Linked DNA regions of Homo sapiens: region 2 is linked to region 1. A link is an interaction called in ENCODE POLR2A ChIA-PET data of the cell type or tissue named here. Cell type or tissue: endothelial cell of umbilical vein. All regions are shown on one strand. Links, peaks and the distances in the headings refer to the core of each region. The heading gives the core; the rest is flanking DNA.

The links. ChIA-PET counts read pairs that join two places held together with the same protein. Peaks named below come from ENCODE experiments on the same cell type or tissue, not always from the same donor. Only the 100,000 strongest peaks of a DNase experiment are listed, where the experiment ranks them.
Region 2: POLR2A ChIA-PET joins it to region 1 with 10 read pairs; 2 of 35 experiments call an interaction of 5 or more read pairs at or near these places.

Annotation. Positions count from the first base shown.
Region 1 is chr2:200,053,648-200,062,973 of GRCh38, forward strand. All of the region lies in intron 1 of LOC124906112 (a long non-coding RNA gene), which reads right to left. Among named protein-coding and RNA genes, the nearest start is that of MAIP1, 100 kb to the left of the region's middle. RefSeq lists an enhancer at 999-1,919. In endothelial cell of umbilical vein, for the core only: no CTCF peak of the experiment used is centred there; no DNase peak of the experiment used is centred there; H3K27me3 peaks cover 343 bases.
Region 2 is chr2:200,003,178-200,012,503 of GRCh38, forward strand. It overlaps LOC124906112 (a long non-coding RNA gene), which reads right to left. Exons shown (of 3, transcript XR_007088012.1): 2 at 7,514-7,719. LOC124907962 (a long non-coding RNA gene) reads left to right here and starts at 2,470. Exons shown (of 2, transcript XR_007088035.1): 1 at 2,470-2,600; 2 at 7,380-9,248. RefSeq lists a silencer at 6,808-6,965. In endothelial cell of umbilical vein, for the core only: no CTCF peak of the experiment used is centred there; no DNase peak of the experiment used is centred there; H3K27me3 peaks cover 245 bases.

The DNA of each region.
Region 1 (9,326 bases), core at 913-8,912:
ATAACCCAACTAATTCTGTTAGTACAGAGTATTAGTTTGACTCAGTTACTCTCAGTAATGAGGATTCATGATAAGGATACATGATAAGGAATATGATCTTTTTTAGCAAGCCATAATACTCCTTGTTCTAGACCTTCCAAAATGGAAAAATATACCACATAATGCTGCCTGGCATTATGAGACCTAACTTCACTTCATAATTAGTATTTATAGTCCCCAAAGAAAAGACTTGATAGGGATCCCTTACCTTGTCTCACGTAGAACCACCCTTTGGACAAACTTCCCAGGTCAGGCTGTTTGAGAGGTGGTTGTTCTCTCTCAGTGGAGCTGATGAGTGTATGCTTTTGGTTTATCCACTAATTTTTGGTTGCATTGTTGTGGTCTGAATGGCAGGGCTGGTTTCACCCAACATATAAACACTAGATACGTGAGCTTAATGCTGGAAAATATCTCTTGAATCTGCATTCTTTTTCCCTACCAAGAAAGAGTGACAACCGGAGATCATCTAGAAACTTTATGGCTTATCCCATAAATGTGTGGGCTGAAATAAGGTTAGATACTTTTCCTAAATTATCTGGTTCAGTCAGTCAAAGTTGTTGGTACTTAACCTCCAAAATAGAGATAACTGTGGCTTAATAGACTGTCTCAGTAGGAGAAAAGTTCTACATTTTATTTTCAAAATGATTATCAATAGACTTACCTGTCATGTTTGAATTGTAAATGCAGATTAAAATAAGGCTCACTTTATGGGAGCACCACTCTCATGGAGAGAAGGAGTGGCAAGGGAACATCACTCTCTCCAACTGGACCATCCAGGTGGACACTGGGATTCATAAAGGAAACAACTCAACCCATAGAGAATGGAGAGGAGCAAGAGAGGACAACCGCCCACCTGGGAGTGGCACAGAGCCTCCACTGCACTGACACAGAGAGCTCCGTGGAGTTTGGGCAGAGCCACTTGCTCAGACCATTGCAGAGTTCTGGGAGCCTTGAATCCCCAAGCATCCTGGCACCAGTGACTGCATCTCTAGCAATGGGGGAGGCCAGGCTGCCTTGCATGCCCCCAGGACAGGGATCGAATCCCATGGGGCTGAGCAGCAGATGGTCTGCGGGCCTCATCTGTGCTGCACCTTGCTTGGTGGGGCCCACTGGCCTAGGAACCTAGTGCAGCCACCCCAGCCCCGCCTGGGCTGTCGGGCCAGGAGTAGCTCTGCACTTCCCTGGCATGGAGCTCCTGGAGGGAGCAGGCAGGCCGCCATTTTTGCTGCTTTGCAGCCCTCATTCCTGTTGCCCTTGGGCCAGGGAGGGAGCACAGTGATTAGGGACAACGTGGACCCCCAGAAGAGGGCAGCAGACTTGCAGGAAAGCGGCCAGACTATTTTCCAGGTGGGTTCCCACCCCTCGATACTCCTCACTGAGCAGGGCCTCCAGACCTGAGACTCCAGGCACTCGCAGCCTGGGCTCTCGGGTAGTGGCTACTTCCCTGGGACGGAGCTCCCGGAGGGAGCATATAGGCCAACATTTTTGTTGTTTGGCATCCCTCATCCCTCGCTCCTGTTGCCTTCGGTCTAGGGAGGGAGCACACTGATTAGGAACTAACATGTGCCCCCAGCACAGTGCAGCTGCCTTACAGAAAAGGAGTCAGAGTGTTTTCCACACAGGTCCCCGCCCCCACCACTCCTCACTGGGCAGTGCCTCTAGACCTGGGACTTCAGCACAACCACCCTGCCTCCACCTGAATACTTCAGTTGGTGGTGGCTCTGCCTTTCCTTGGGGAGAAAATCCCAGAGAGAACCCACAGCCCCTCTGCCATTGCAGCTGCAGTGGTACCACTCTTAATGCCCTTGGGCTACGGAGGGAACAAAGGGCCTGAGGGATTTACTCGCACTTCTGGCATACCACAGTCTCCATACCGAGAGGAGCCTCGTCTCTACTCCTTGTGAGCGCTTGACCTCCTGCTCTTCACTAAGCGGCGGGGCCCCAGCCCCTGCCAGCAGTGCAGCCACCCCATCCACTGGCTGAACCCTCCCAGTAGCAGTAGAACCCCTGCAAGATACTGAACAAGAAGACCATCCCCAAGACACACAGTCATCAGATTATCCAAAGTCAACACCAAGGAAAAAATGTTAAAGGCAGCTAGAGAGAAGGGATAATTCATCTACAAAGGGAACCCCGTCAAGCTAACAGCAAACCTTTCAACAGAAACCCTATAAGCTAGAAGAGATTGGGGGCCTATATTCAGCATTCTCCATTGAGGTGGAGTTCCCAGAGGCAACTGAAAGCCCCTCTGCCACTGCTGCTGCAGTGGTACTGCCCTTGCTGCCCTCAAACTGGGGAAGGAACAAAGACCCTAAATGCTTTACTCACACCTCCAGCAAGTCACAGCCTCCCTAAGGAGAAGAGGCTAGTCTGTCTTCCCCATGAGTCCCCCACATCCTCTGCCTGTCAACAGGCAGAGTCCCCCAGCTTGGGCCCACAACAGACTCCCCAGCCCCCAGGAATATCACACTGATTGGCAGCAGCTCTGCATATCTCTGGGGTGAAGAGACAAGTGAAAGGCCCTCTGCCATAGCCACTGCCAAGGTCTCTTCCCCTGATGCTTCCAAGGTTGGGAGGGAACATAAAGCCTGAGTTCACTGCAGGACAGCGGTGTGCAGCCTGGGACTGCTAAGCCAAGATCTGCAGCCAGCATTCTAGTGGGGAAAGCTCACACTTTCAGACCACTGAGAGGAAGTGTGGCTGCAATTGTGAGGAAATACAGAGAAGACACGTGGCTGGGCAAGAAACTACGTATTAGCCATTACACATAAGTGCCATTTACTAGATTACAGCTCAAACTTCAACACCAAAAATACTTTGCTAACATACTCCCCTGTGAAACTAAGGACAATAATTCAGCTGCAAATAAAGACCCCACACAAAGCCGCAGCTCTCTGAAAACATCCCAAAAAGAAGCCAACTGACTATTCTCAAATTATTCCACAGTTAAAGGAACATCGGCCCACACAGATGAGAAAGAATCAGTGCAAGAACTCTGGCAACTCAAAAAAAAACAGAGTGTCTTCTTTCCTCCAAAGGACCATACCAGTTCCCCAGCAAGCATTCTTAACCAGGATGAAATGGCTGAAATGACAAATATAATTCAGAATATGGACAGGAACAAAGATCATTGAGTTTCAGAAGAAAGTCAAAACCCCACCCAAGTAATCTAAGGCTTACAATACAACGATACAGGAGTCACAAGGCAAAATGACTATCATAAGAAGACCCAAACTGATCTGATAGAGCTGGAAAAAACACTACAAGAATTTCATAATACAATCACAAGTATTAATGACAGAATAGACCAAGCTGAGGAAAGACTCTCAGAGTTCAAAGACTGGATCTCTGAACTAACTCAATAAGACAAAAATAAAGAAAAAAATAATAAAAAAGAATGAACAAAGCCTCCGAGACATATGGGATTATGTAAAGAGACAAAATGTACAACTCATTGGCATCTCTGAAAGAGAGAGGGAGAAAGCAAGCAACTTGGAAAAGATATCTCAGGATATCATTCAAAATTCCCCCAAACTCATTAGAGAGGCTGGCATTCAAATTCAAGAATGTAAAGAACCCCTGCAAGATACTGCTCAAGAAGACCATCCCTAAGACACACAGTCATCAGATTATCCAAAGTCAAAACAAAGGAAAAAATGTTAAAGGCAGCTGGAGAGAAGGGACAGTTCATCTACAAAGGGAACCCCATCAAGCTAACAGCAAACCTTTCAGTAGAAACCCTACAAGCCAGAAGAGATTAGCGGCCTATATTCAGCATTCTTGAAGGAAAGAAATTCCAACCAAGAATCTCATATCCAGCCAAACTAAGCTTCATAAGCAAACAAGAAATAAGATCCTTTTCAGACAAGCAAATGCTAAGGGAGTTTGTTACCAGCAGACCTGCCTTACAAGAGGTCCTGTAGGGAATGCTAAATATGGAAAGGAAAGACTGTTACTGGCCACTACAAAAACATACTTAACTACATAGACCATTGACACTACAAAGCAACCACACAAACAAGTCTTCATAATAAGCAGCTAACAACATGATGATAGGATCAAATCCACACATATCAATACTAGCCTTGAATGTAAATGGGCTAAATTCTCCATTTAAAAGGCATAGAGTGTCAAGTTGGATAAAGAAGCAAGACCCAATAGTACGCTCTCTTCAAGAGACCTATCTCACATGCAATGATACTCATAGCCTCAAAATAAAGAAATGGAGAAAAATCTACCAAGCAAATGGAAAAGAGAAAAAAGTAGGGGTTACTATTCTAATTTCAGACAAAACAGACTTTAAATCAACAAAGATCAAAAAAGACAAAGAAGGGAATTAGATAATGGTAAAAGGTTCAATTAAACAGGAAGACTTAACTATCCTAAATATATATGCCCCTAACACAGGAGCACCCAGATTCATAAACCAAGTTCTTTGACATCTATGAAGGAACTTGGATAATGCTGGTATTATCCAAGGGATTTATGAAGGGACACAATAATGCTGGTAGACTTCAGCACCGTCACTGACAGTAATAGACAGATTATTGAGGCAGAAATCTAAAAAATATATTCAGGACCTAAACTTGACACTTGACCAAGTATACCTAATAGACATCTACAGAACTCTCTGCCCCAAAACAACAGAATATACATTTCCCTCATTTGCACATGGCACATACTCTAAAATCAACTACACAGTAGGACATAAAACAATCCTCAGCAAATTCAAAAAATCCCCTGTCAGACCACAACACAATAAAAATAGAAATCAATTCTAAGAAAATTGCTCAAAACCATAAAATTACATGGAAATTAAACAACCTACTCTTAAATGAACTTTGGGTAAACAATGAAATTAAGGCAGAAATCAAGAAAAGAAATTTTTTTAACTAATGAGAATAAAGTTACAACATACCAGAATCTCTGGGACATAGCTACAGCAGTGTTAAGAGGGCAGTTTATAACATTAAACACCCACATCAAAAAGTTAGAAAGATCTCAAATTAACAACCTAACAGCACACCAAAAGGAACTAGAGAAACAAGAGCACACCAACCCCAAAGCTCATAGAAGACAAGAAACCATCAAAATCAGAGCTGAACTCAAGGAAATTGAGATGCAAAAAAAAAAAAAAAAAAAAAAAAAACCAAAAACGAATCCAGGAATTGGGTTTTTGAAAAGAATTAGCATTATATACAGATAAACCACTAGCTAGGCTAATAAAGAAAAAAGAGAGAGAAGATCCAAATAAACATATTTGGAAATAACAAAGGGGATGTCACCACTGACCCCACAGCAATACAAAACCCCTCAGAGACTACTGCAAACACCTCTATGCACACAAGCTAGAAAACCCAGAAGAAATGGATAAATTCTGGGAAAATACAACCACCCAAGACTGAACCAGAAAGAAATTGAATGCCTGAACAGACCAATAATGAGTTCCAAAATTAAATCAGTAATAAAAAGCCTACCAACAAGAAAAAGCCCAGGACCCAACAGATTCAGAGCTGAATTCTACCAGATGTATAAAGAAGAGCTGGTACCACTCATACTAAAACTATTCCAAAATATTGAGGAGGAAGGACTCCTCCCTAGGGCCTTCTATGAGGCCAACATCATTCTGATGCCAAAATCTGGCAGAGACACAACAACAATAAAAAACAAAATTTCAGACCAATATCTTTTATGAACATAGATGCAAAAATTCTCAACAAAATACTAGGAAACTGAATGCAGCAGCACATCAAAAAGCTAATCCACCATGATCAGGCAGGCTTTATCCCTGAGATGCAAGGTTGGTTCAATATAGGCAAATCGATAAATGTGATTCATCACGTTAACAGAACTAAAAACAAAAAATCACATAATTATCTCAATAGATGCAGAAAAGGCTTTCAATAACATTCAACATCCCTTTATGTTAAAACCATCAAAAAACTAGACATCAAAGGAACATATCTCAAAATAATAAGAGTCATCTAATGACAGACTCACAGCCAGTATTATACTGAACAGGCAAAAGCTGGAAGCATTCCCCTTGAGAACTGGAACAAGACAAGGATTCCCACTTTTACCACTCCTATTCAGCATAGTACTGGAAGTCCTAGCCAGAGCAACAAGGCAAGAGAAAGAAATAAAAGACTTCCAAAATAGGAAGAGAGGAGGTCAAACTATCCCTGTTTATAGATGATATAATTCTATACCTAGAAAATCCTATAGCCTCTACCCAAAAGCTCATTGATCAGATAAACAACCTCAGGAAAGTCTCAAGATACAAAATCAATGTACAAAAATTGGTAGCATTCCTATACACCAACAACATCCAAACTGAGAGCCAAATCAATAATACAATCCCATTCATAATAGCCACAAAAAGAATAAAATATCTAGGAAAACAGCTAGCCAGGAAGGTGAAAGATCTTTACAATGAGAATACAAAACACTGCTTAAAGAAATCAGAGATGACACAAACACATGGAAAAATATTCTGTGCTCATGGATAGGAAGATTCAATATTGTTAAAATAGCCATACTGCCAATGCAATTTACAGATTCAATGTTATTCATATCAAACTACCAATGACATTCTTTTCAGAATTAGAAAAATCTATTTTAAAATTCATATGGCACCAAAAAAGAGCCTGAATAGCCAAGGGTATCCTTAACAAAAAGAATAAAGCTGGAGGCATCATGTTACCTGACTTCGAACTATACTAAAGGCTACAGTAACCAAAAAAACATGAAACTGGTGCAAAACCAGGCACATAGACCAATAGAGCAGACTAGAGGGCCCAGAAATAATGCCACACATCTACAACCATCTGATCTTTGACAAAGTTGACAAAAACAAGCAATGGGGAAAGGACCTCCTATTCAATAAATGGTGCTGGGGTAACTGGCTACCCATATGCAAAGGACTGACCCCTTCCTTACACTATATACGAAAATCTATTCATGATGGATTAAAGACTTAAATGTAAAACTTAAAACTATAAAGACTCTGGAAGATAACCTAGGAAATACTCTTCTGGACATAGACCCTGGCAAACATTTCATGATGAAGATGCCAAAAGCAATTTCAACAAAAATAAAAATTGACAAATGGGACCTAATTAAACTAAAGAGCTTCTGCATAGCAAAAGAAACTATCAACAAAGTAAACAGACAAGGCATAGAATGGGAGAAAATGTTTGCAAACTATGCATCTGATTCTAAGCATCTATATTCTTATAGATTCTAATATCCAGAATTTATAAATAGCTTAAACAAAGTAAGAAGCAAAAAACAAATAACCCCATTAAAAAGTAGGCAAAGGACATGAACAGATGCTTTTCAAAAGAAGACATACACATGACCAACAAGCACATGAAAAAATGTTCAACATCATGGATCATTAGAGAAAGGCAAATCAAAAGCATAATGAGATACCATCTCACAAAAATCAGAATGGCTATTATTAAAAAGTAAAAAAATAACAGATGTTGGTGAGGTTGCAGAGAAAAAGGAATGCTTATACACTGCTGGTGGGAATGTAAATTAGTTCAGCTGTTGTGGAAAGCAGTGTGGTGATTTCTCAAATAACAAAACAGAATTACCATTTGACCCAGCAATTCCATTATTGGATATATACCAAAAGGAATATAAATTGTTCTACCATAAAGACATATGCATGTATAGGTTCATCACAGCAATATTCACTGTAGCAAAGACATGGAACCAACTTAAATGCCCATCAAGAGCAGACTGGATAAAGAAAATGTGGTACACATACAGCATGGAATACTATACAGCCATAAAAAGAACAAAATCACATCCTTTTTAGCCATTATCCCTAGCAAGACAACCCAGGAACAGAAAATCAAATACCACAAATAATAAGTGGGAGCTAAAGATTGAGAACACATAAACACAAAGAAGGGAACAGACACCAGGGCCTACTTGAAGGTGGAGAGTGAGAAGAAGGAGAGGATTGAAAAACTTCCTATCAGGTATTATGCTTATTATTTGAGTGGTGAAATAATCTGTACACCAAACCCCTGTGACATGCAATTTACCTATATAATAAAACTGTACATGTAGCTCTGAACAAGAAATATACTTTCTGTTTCCATTTTCCTATCTGTAAAACAGGGGTAATAATAGCTTCCTCATAAAGTTCTGAGGATTAAATTAGCTAATACAAATAAAGTACTTAAAACAGTCCCTGGCATGTGCTAAGTACTTAATTCATGTTGGATATTATATTATTAATAATTGCAAATATAAAATAAAGAACATTCTACAACAACAGAGAAAGACAAAGACTTCTGAAGAAGGTATGTACTCTGAATCCACTAGATAATCAATTTGAAGAGTAAAGTTTTTTAAAAACCTGAGACTGGAAAACATACTAAAATTTTGCTCTTCAAAGTGTGTGGTCCATAGACCAGCAACATTGACATCAGCCAGGAGCTCATTAGCAATGCAGACTCTCAGGCCCCAGCCCAGACCTACCCAACCAGTTGTCTTGACAAGATGCCTAGGTGGTTTCTAAGTACATTAGCGTACACTACTGTTTTATGTTTTTTAGATGTAACTTTTTTAGGAGATAATTTTTTTCAACAGGTTTTTATCTTCAGGCTATGTCATTGAATGGAATATTGATATACCTAATTTTCTTTTATATTTCCTATAAAAATTCCACTTTGAAAAGCTCTATTTATCATGACTGTCTAGGGCACACTTTGTAGAAGAGCAACATAGAAATAGAGCAGAAAGAGCAGAAACACCTTAGTTTGCATCCCTACCCCTCATTTCTGTCATCAGAGTGAAGGCCAAAATGTCTTCCCACCTGTTGACCAAGAGGCAGACCTGCCTCCCCAAATGCCCAGACACACTGTCTTTGCCTTCCTTGCTTTGTACCTAAAAGGAGATGTGTTTCTGCAGCTCCAACGTCAGTTTTCTTCTCTCTTTTAAGGCCAACTCTTTCTCCAATAACATACAGGCTGCTCTTGGCTTTGGAGCCCTCCACCTGCTTATCACTCCTGCCCAGTGGATGGTCCTGTCTCATTGATGGCTCACCTCACTTCTGGATGGAACCAGGGCTTGGGAGGGGTAGTCATCTGCATGTGCTAGGGTATCCTCTGTGACAGCCTTCGTGGAGCATATGAGTGAGAGGCATCACTACCGCCACTTCTGATAGAGAAGAAATTATTGCCAACAAGGGAATCAGTTGTGGTAGGATGCACAAGCATGCACGTGCACGCGCACACACACACTACACACACATCCAGATACACACA
Region 2 (9,326 bases), core at 779-8,778, 51 kb before region 1:
ATGATAAGGGAATGAAGACAGACACTCAGTATAGAATGGGGCAGTGTTTTCATCATGGGCATCTTGGTGACCTTGGTTTTCAAATTAAAAAGTAGGCAACATGATCTGATAGATATGAGTATGCTTATGGAGGAAATAACATATTTGAAAGAAGTGTCTAGAAATACATAAGATGTTTGGTTACTCTCTATGTAAGTGTATGTACAGGACAGAAAATCACAATAGGGCATAGAGAGGAGAGGAATGATAGAGGACTCAACAAGCCACTCTAAAACAAAAACAAAATGAAACAAAAGCCCACTTTGCTTCACCCTGAAATGGCTCTGCCTTCTGGTAACGCCAGATTCAACTTTCTCTCAGGAGGAAAGCAGGAACAGCATATTAATGAGGTTTCAACTTTACATTCTTATGATCAGTGAGAACAGCCTAATATTCTCTTGATCACACTGAGTCACCTTCCTGTGCTATTTGTTTGTTTTAAATGCAGCAAAAGCTGCTTTGTCTGCAGTTCTGGAGGTCACTGGCTCCTGGGGAGAGAGGACAGGAAAACTGAAGGAGACTTTTTGCTATGTACTGCTTGGAAGGGTGCCTTTTCAGATGTGAAGGGCAGTTTGGCTTCCTAAACCTAATTATATGGAGTTGTTTCTAGGAGAATGCAGCTGCCCTACTCTACTGGCCACCTGAAAGAGTTAATGTTTCCCCCAAGTCTAGACTCAAGACAACAGAGTGCTGATGTGTACTTGGATGCCATGGCCATATTTATGATTTGCCAGATGATCCATTTGGCTTTGTAAGTTTAATGTTTTCAGGTTGATAGGTGATAATTTTGGTTGGATTTATGCATCCAATAATCAACTGGGAAATAATTCTGATTCAATAAGATACATTATACAGCAGCTCTATATCAGTAAGTAACATCTCTGGATTGCTGTATACTACTAGGAAATTGAAATTTTTTCAAGAAAACTACATCAGATTTTTGGGATGGTACCATATATTTATTTCAGACTAAAAAACTATTGCCGATAATATAAGCTGGCTAACTCAATTTAGTTTGTAGAAATGTAGTTATTTTGAGGTCTAATTAATGGATATCTTTGCTAAAATCTGAAGTGAAATGAAGATGTTCACAGACTTTGATTGAATAAAGGATAAACCAATAAAAGCAAAAGTACTATTCAATATTTCACTAGTATTCTGGCTGGTTGTAGTTTACATAATTTGAAGAAAGCAAGCAGCCACAGTTGCAGCTACAGCCAGTTAACTGTAGCTGTTAACTTTGTAATCATTGGTGTGGGAAGAAATGATTTTAGCCACAATAGGTCCTTTACCACCCCACTTTGGTAGACACTACAGTGAAATCTTGACCAGAACCCACAGCCTCTTGATTCTCTGCAAAAAACCTTATTGAATTCAGAACTGCCTCTTCCCTGAATAGAAACCATCACTGCTGGGTTGCCACAACAGTGCCAGTGACATTTTCAGAGAAATATACAAGCAGATTCAAGTTTTCAAAGATCTATATATCCTTTTCTGCTTCGATATCTTTAAACTTGCACAATAGCAAATCCATGCAGGAGGATGCACTTTAGAATTCATACGATATTAACAGTTATCAAGCACTTATTATATGGCAAACACTTTTTAGGAGGCTTGCATGTGTTAAGTCATTTAATCCTCAAGGTGGCCCCACTAAGTGGATGCAATTATTATCATTATCCCCATTTTACAGATGAGAGGATAACTAACTGGTCTAGATCTCATAAACAGAGGCAGAGCTGGGCTTCAACCCTGCATTTTGTGGCTGGGTAGGCACTTCTAAGTGCAGCACTACACTTGACTGCATGTTTTGCCCTCAAAACTATTACCGTTGATAAAGATGAACACGTTCTGAATTTTCATGTGTGCTTGAATTTCATAGCAAGTATCTATTAACAGGCTCTCCAGGGAAAGCAGATATGTTAGGAGCCTTGGAACTGGCCAAGAAACAGAGCATGTTTCTCTGAATGTCTCCCACCACTATTCTCTTGTCTTACTGATGTTTTATTAGCAGTTTTCTGTTTACATTCTTTTGTCAAACAGTATCTTCCCTCTCATAGTAAACTGCACAGATCTCAAGTGTACGGTTTGATGAATTTTGACAAATATATGACCCTGTAAATCAATATTCCAATTAAGTTATAGAACATTGCCATCACCCTAGAAAATTCTTACCCTGGAAAGTTCTCTTCAAGGTCTATAGCCCCTCCTCTTCAGGAAATCACTGCTCTGATTTCTACCTTCATATGTTAATTTCCCCTGTTACTGAACACACAGTATGTCATTCTGGGGAGTCTAGCGTCTTTCACTTAACAGAGTGTTTTTGAGATTCATTCATGTTGTTGCATCTATCAGTAGTTCCTTCTTTTTATTGCTATGTGGTATTCCATTGCATGAAAATGCCACAATTTCTTTATCTATCCTTTTGTTGATGGTTAATTTTGTTATTTTTAAATTAATAAGTGAAGCAGTAATGAACATTCTTGTTTAAATCTTTTCATGGATAAATGTTTTCATTTCTTGTAGGTAAATATCTAAGTGTGGAATTGCTGGATTATGAGGTAGGTATATTGTGAACATTGTAAAACATTCAAGTAGTTTTCCAAAGTGATTGCATCAATTCACAATCCCATTAGCCATGTATGAAAGATCCAGTTGCTCCATGTTATCTCCCACACTTGGTATTGTTAATACTTTTATTTTTCAGTTATTCTAATGGGTGTGTGGGTATTCTCATTGTAGTTTTGATTTGCATTTCCTTGTTGATTAATAATCTTGACAATCTTTTCATGAGTTTATTAACCATTTGTATATCCCTTATTGTGAAGTATTTATTTAAGTATTTTGCCCATTTTAAAACTTTGGTTGTTTTACTTTAAAATTATTGATTTGTAGGAGTAACTTATCTATCAGGGACACATGTTTTTTGTCAATGCTTCTCAGAATGGGTTTCTTAGGAAGCAGATGGAGAGGCAAATGTATGAGAAGTATTAGGGAGTGCTCTTGGGATCAACATCCGTAGGAAAAAGGAAGATTGTTAAAGGGAGAAACTGGCCACCTGTGTAGTCACAACATAGGAAATTCTGAACCTGGTGGGCCTTCAGAATTTTCCTAAGTTGCAGTGCAGGACCAAACATTTACACTCCTGAGTCAGTAAGATATTAGATGTGGACTACCCCCAAAAGGAGGTGTGACATCTTCAGCCTAGGCAATTCTTGAAGAGAGTTGTCAACTGAGAGCTGTCAGCCAACAATTTTCTAAGCAGCTCATTACATAATCCTCTAGTCTCAGAGAGGGGTCTCGGTGATGCAACATGCACTCATGATGGTTAGATACATGTATTGCAAATATTTCTCCAAGTTTATTATTCAGATTTCATTTTCTTTATAGTGTCTTTTGATAAGCAGAATTTAAAAATTGTATCCAGTTTATTAGTTTATCAATTTTTTTCCTTTAGAATTAGGTCTTCTCACATTTTAAGACAACTTTGCCTATCACAAGGTCACAAAGATATTTTCCTGTGTCTTCTTTTAGGGACTTTATAGTATAGCTTTTAAGTTTAAGTGTGCAATCCATCTTGAGTTAATTTTTGGGAATGTAAGGTATTCATCATGGTCCTTCTTTTTCCCATATGGATATCCAAATGTTCCAGCACCATTTGTTATTGATCTATTAGTCTATTCTGATACCAGTATTACATTCTCTTAATCACTGTGGCTTTATTGACAATATTGCAATTAGGTAGTGTATGCCTGCCAGATTTGGTTACCCTTTTCAAGATTGTTTAGTACCTTTGATGCTTGAACAACATGGATTTAAACTGCACAGGTACACCTAAACATGAATTTGTTTTCAATAAATACATTGAAAATTTTTTTGGAGATTTGTGACAATTTGAAAAAACTTACAAAAGAACCACGTAGCCTAGAAATACCCCCCAAATTAAGAAAAAGTTAGATATGTCATGAAGGCATAAAACATACATAGATACTAACCTATTTTATCCTTTACTACCATAAAATACACATAGATCTTTTCTAGAAAGTTAGAATTTATCAAAACTTATGCATATAAGCATTTACAGATCATAGATGGTGCCACTCACAGTCCAGAGAAATGTACACAAATGTAAAGATGCAGTATTGAATCACAACTACATAAAATTCACTGTTGTACATATTGTACTACTGTCATAATTTCATAGCTACCTCCTGTTGCTATTTCCATGAGCTCAAATGTTGCAAGTATCTGCTTAAAATGCCATGTGATGCTAATCATCTCCACATGAGCAGTTTGTCTCTTCAGTATATTGCAAATTGCAGTGGAAAGTGATTTCTCTCAGTTCTTGCATATTTTTCAATGAGTTAAGTGCAACAGCATAGACCTTGAGTAACACCATGGGACCCATACAAAGTGCCACTAGTGATGCTGGAAGCACTCCCAAGAAGCAGAGAAAAATTATCACACTACAATAGAAAGTCGAATTGCTTGATATGTACCATAGATTGAGGTCTGCAGCTATGGTCACCCACTATTTCAGACAGACAATCAATCCTGTAAACAGACAATGCAAACTTACAGTATCAATAAATACCATGTGTACTGTAAATGTATTACCTCTTCCTTATGATTTTCTTAATAGCATTTTTTCTCTAGCTTACTTTATTGTAAGAATACAGTTTCTTATAGTACATATAACAAACAAAATAAGTGTTAATTGACTATTATCAGTAAGGCTTCCAGTTAGTAGTTAAATTTTTTGAGAGTCAAAAGTTATATGCAAATTTTTAAGTGCATGGGGGTTGGTGCCCCTAACCCTCATGTTGCACAAGGGTCAAGTGTTCTAAGTTGTTTAGTATTCATCGTACATTTTAGTATCAGCATGTCAATTTCTACAAAAGGATATGCCAGTATTTTGTTGGAATTGTATTGAATTTACAGATCATTTGAGGAAAATGGCAGGCAGAATAATTTTTCCCTTCCCCTCACCCCCTGCCAAAGACGTTCATATTCTAATCCTTGGAACTTGTAAATAAGTTAGGCTATGTGGCAAAGGGAAATTAAGGTTGCAGATGTAGTTAAGTTTGCCACCCAATTAACCTTAAAATAGGGAGGCTATCCCGGCTTATCTGGATGGGGCCAGTGTGATCACAGCAGTCCTTAGCTATGGAAAAGGGGTGCAGAAAAAGAAGTCAGAATGATGCAATACAAAAAAAACTTGACATGCTGTTGTTGACGTTTCAAAACAGAGGAAGAGGCCATGAGCCAAGGAGAGTGGGTGGCCTCTAGAAGATGGAAAAGACAAGGAAATGGATTCTTCCCCAGAGCCTCCAGAAGGAATAGAGTCTTGACACCTTTATGTTAGCCCAGTGAGACCCACATCTGACTCCCTGATCTACCGAGCTGTAAAATAAGGAGTTTGTATTATTTCAACTGACTAAACTTTTGGTAAATTATTAAACAACCATAAGAAACTACTACAAGGGATAATTGATATCTTCACAATATTGAATCTTTCAATCTGTGAAAATGGTATGGCTCTCCATTTATTTAGATTTTCTTTCTCTCACCAATGTTTTATAGTCGTCAGTCTAGCAAACGTGTATCTGTCATTAAATTTATTCCTAGGTATTTTATGTTTCTTGATTGCTACTATCCATCATTTAAAAAATGTTATCTTCCAGTTGTTTGTTGCTGACTTCGCTTGTGAGACCTAGAAGAGTTTTGTAGATTCTTTTGCATTTTCTAGGTATATAATCATATCATTTGTGAATAAAGAGTTTTACTTATTCGTTCCCAATATTTATGCATTTTATTTTATTCTCTTGCCATGTTGTAGTATTGGCTGGGACTTCCAGTGCAATGCTGAATGCAAGTGATAAGAACAAACTGTTTTTTGTTATTTCTGAACTTAGAAGGATAGTATCCAAAATTTCACTATTAAGTCTTTTGTAGCCATAGAGTTTTCATGTCAGATTATTAAAGTTTCCTTCTATTTATATTTCCGGAGAGATTTTACTACAAAGGAGTTGAATTTTGTTAAATTATTGTTCTATATCTATGAAGAAGGTTACATGGTGATTCTCCTTTATTCTGTTAATGTGATGAACTTTTTTTTTTTTTTTGAGACAGAGTCTTGGTCTGTCGCCCAGGCTGGAGTGCAGTAGTGAGATCACGGCTCACTGCAGCCTTGAACTCCTGGGCTCAAGTGTTCCTCCTGCCTCAGCATCCCGAGTAGCTGAGACTACAGGTGTGTGCCACCATGCTCAGCTAATTTTAAATTATTTGTAGAGATAGGATCTCCCTATGTTGCCCAAGCTGATCTCAAACTCCTGGGCTCAAGCAACCCTCCTGCCTTGGCCTCCAAAAGTGCTGGGAGTACAGGCATGAACCACCACACCTCACGACGAGTTACACTTTTACATTAAATTGACCTTGAATCCCTGGGATAAACCCCACTTGGTTGTGCTGTATTACCCTATGTGCACATTGCTAGAGTTATAGTGTTAATATTTTGTTAAAACTTACTTCTCTGTTACTTCTTTTCTTGTAATGTACTTGCCAGTTTTGGTTTTAGGGTTATTCTGGCTTCACAACAAAGTTGGGAAGTATTGTTTTCTCATCTATTTTCTGAAAGGACTTATGTAAGATTGGCATTATTTCCCCTTTAAAGATATAATTTACCAGTTAAGCCATCTGGGCCTTGAGTTTTCTTTATGGGAAGGACCTGAATCCTGCTAAAAACTGCATGAGTTTGGAAGTAAATTCTTCTCCAGTCAAGTCTTTAGCTGAGACAGCAGCCATGGCTAACACCTTAATTGCTGCTTTGTGACACCCTGGAGCAGAGGCCAGCTATGTCATGCCCACACTGCTGACCCACAGAAACTGTGAGATAATAACTATATATTGTTTTAAATAGCTATATTTTTGGCAAAGTTATTATACAATAGTAGTTAACTAATACACTCCCTTAGCCCTACTTTTGTTTTATTCCATGCATTTTGATATGTTGTTGTGTCATTTTAATTTCATGAACATTTTCTCATTTCCCTTTGATTCTTCTTTGACTTATGGGTTATTCAGAAGTTAGTGTTAGTTTCCAAATACTGTAGATTTTTCATGTATCAATTTTTATTATTGATTTCTAACTTAATTCTATTTTGATCATAGAAAATACTCTGTATTATTTCAATCCTTTAAATGTACTGCCATGGTCTATCTTCCATGTGTACTAGAAATGAAAGTGTATTTTGTAGTTGTTGGATGAAAATATATAAATGTGATTTCCAGTTTTAGTTCTGACGTGTTAACAGCCTGAATCATCACTCTCATCCTTACAGCAAGAAGAAGCTGGAAAACTGAAAATCAATGACTCTTATTGGACACATCAGAGAACTGAGGTTATAGGGCAACCCTTCTCCCCAAAATCTGGGAGACAGGTTCATCCAGAGAAACATAGCCAAGAGCTTCTTACCTGAAGCAGAAGGTACTCAAGCCATAAAGTAGACAGAACCTTTACACAGTAAATTTGATAAATTTTGTTGGAGGCTGAGTATGGACTTGAATGAGAAACTCCTGGGAATCACAGTCTCAGGTGGCCCCTGCACTTTCACGGACTGTATTTTCAGGGACCTCAGCAGGTTCTCACAGTGAAGGGCGAAGGAAGATCCCCTGGTAGCTCTGGAAGAGAAGAGGAAGAGTGAGAAATATACCCAGAAATATCCCAATGGGAAATATACCCAGAGACCTCTCCCTAACAATGGCCTATGCTCCATGGGGAAAGAATCTTTCAGAACTTTATCCCAATTGGGGGAAGGATATTCTTCCCACTGAAGCTCCCTCCAGTCTTCCTGTCTCATGTAAGGAGGAAAGACATAGTCAACAAGGGTCAAGGCTTTAAGAAAATATATTGGGATTGGAGCAGTCAGGGATAGGAGTGGAGGCAAGAGAGGGAAAAAGGTCTTTACCACTGGAGAAAAACTTGTAAAAGACACAGGCCCAATAAAACACAGAGATTTAATTAGAAGAGTATAGAATGCTCCTTATCCGCCATGGCTTACCACCACACCAGCGGGGCTCCAGTATTATAACAGTGGATTACAGCTGAAAGAGCTGTACAACACAACTCTTTTTGAGGAGGAATACCTAGGGAAGCTGAAAGTCAAAAAGGGAGACGAAAACAAAGATGCCAGAGGAATTTGAAGCTTCTGGCATCTATAGCTACATCAAACATTAAAAAGTCTAATTTCTAGCTAGATTACCATAAACTCTAAAATTAACAAACTATTTACCTGAGTTCTTATTATCTAATACAGCATGCCCAGCTTTTCTCAACAAATTGTGGAAGAGAATGGGGAGAATTATTATGCCAAGAAAAAATGCTGCATTTAAGGGGTCTTCCATACCTCAGTCCATCCTGCCTTCCTTTACCATTGCCAATAGATCAGCTGGCCTCTTCTTACCTGATACACTTATCAAGTTTATGGCACGTCTTCTCATCTGCCTGCCTATATCTAGACATAGAACTTACCCTAGAGGATGTTGTCACTTTCTGCTGACCCATGAAAGGTTTTGATCTATTAAAAATTAGTTTGTCAAGGTTTTCTTTTGTCCACCACTTTTCTATTGTCTCATATGTAAGTATAATTTTATATTATGACTTTTCTTGTGTTACTGTAAGAATGAAGGTCTTCTGAGTCTTTTCACATCTTAACTCTTGCCCCATTTATTTATTTTTTTACTGTGCTTTCTATTTCCCCCCAAGATTCTTATCTCAGTGTTTTTTTGTCAGTTTGTTAATATCATCCCAAACTTTTAATTGTTTTTCTTATTTGATTATTTGCTCAGATGTTCTTGGCTTGAACTATTCCTCATTTTCCTTAAACCTTGTTTTAACAGGCCAAAAAGAAGGTGTATGGCTTTTACTGTGACACACATAACTTAGTCAACACTTGCCTTTACTAAGAAGGAGTCTTTTTTAAACCAATACATAATTATAGAAATAGAATAGATGGTTGATTCAAGAATCTGCTGATTTACCTTTCATGCAGTAGGCCACATGTACACTCACTCTATTCTCACTCTCACTCTCTCTCTTTCTCTAATTGTCAATCCAAGTCACAGTGGTTCAAAGGACTTTCATATAATAATTATTTTATGTCAAAATAACCACTACTTATCAGAAAATAAAAATTCTTTATCTCTTCTGCCTCCTCAGTGTTTTGGTCATACTTTTGAGTAGGATAAGTTGACTGTGGGCTGTTTAAAAATAATCTTCACCCACTGCT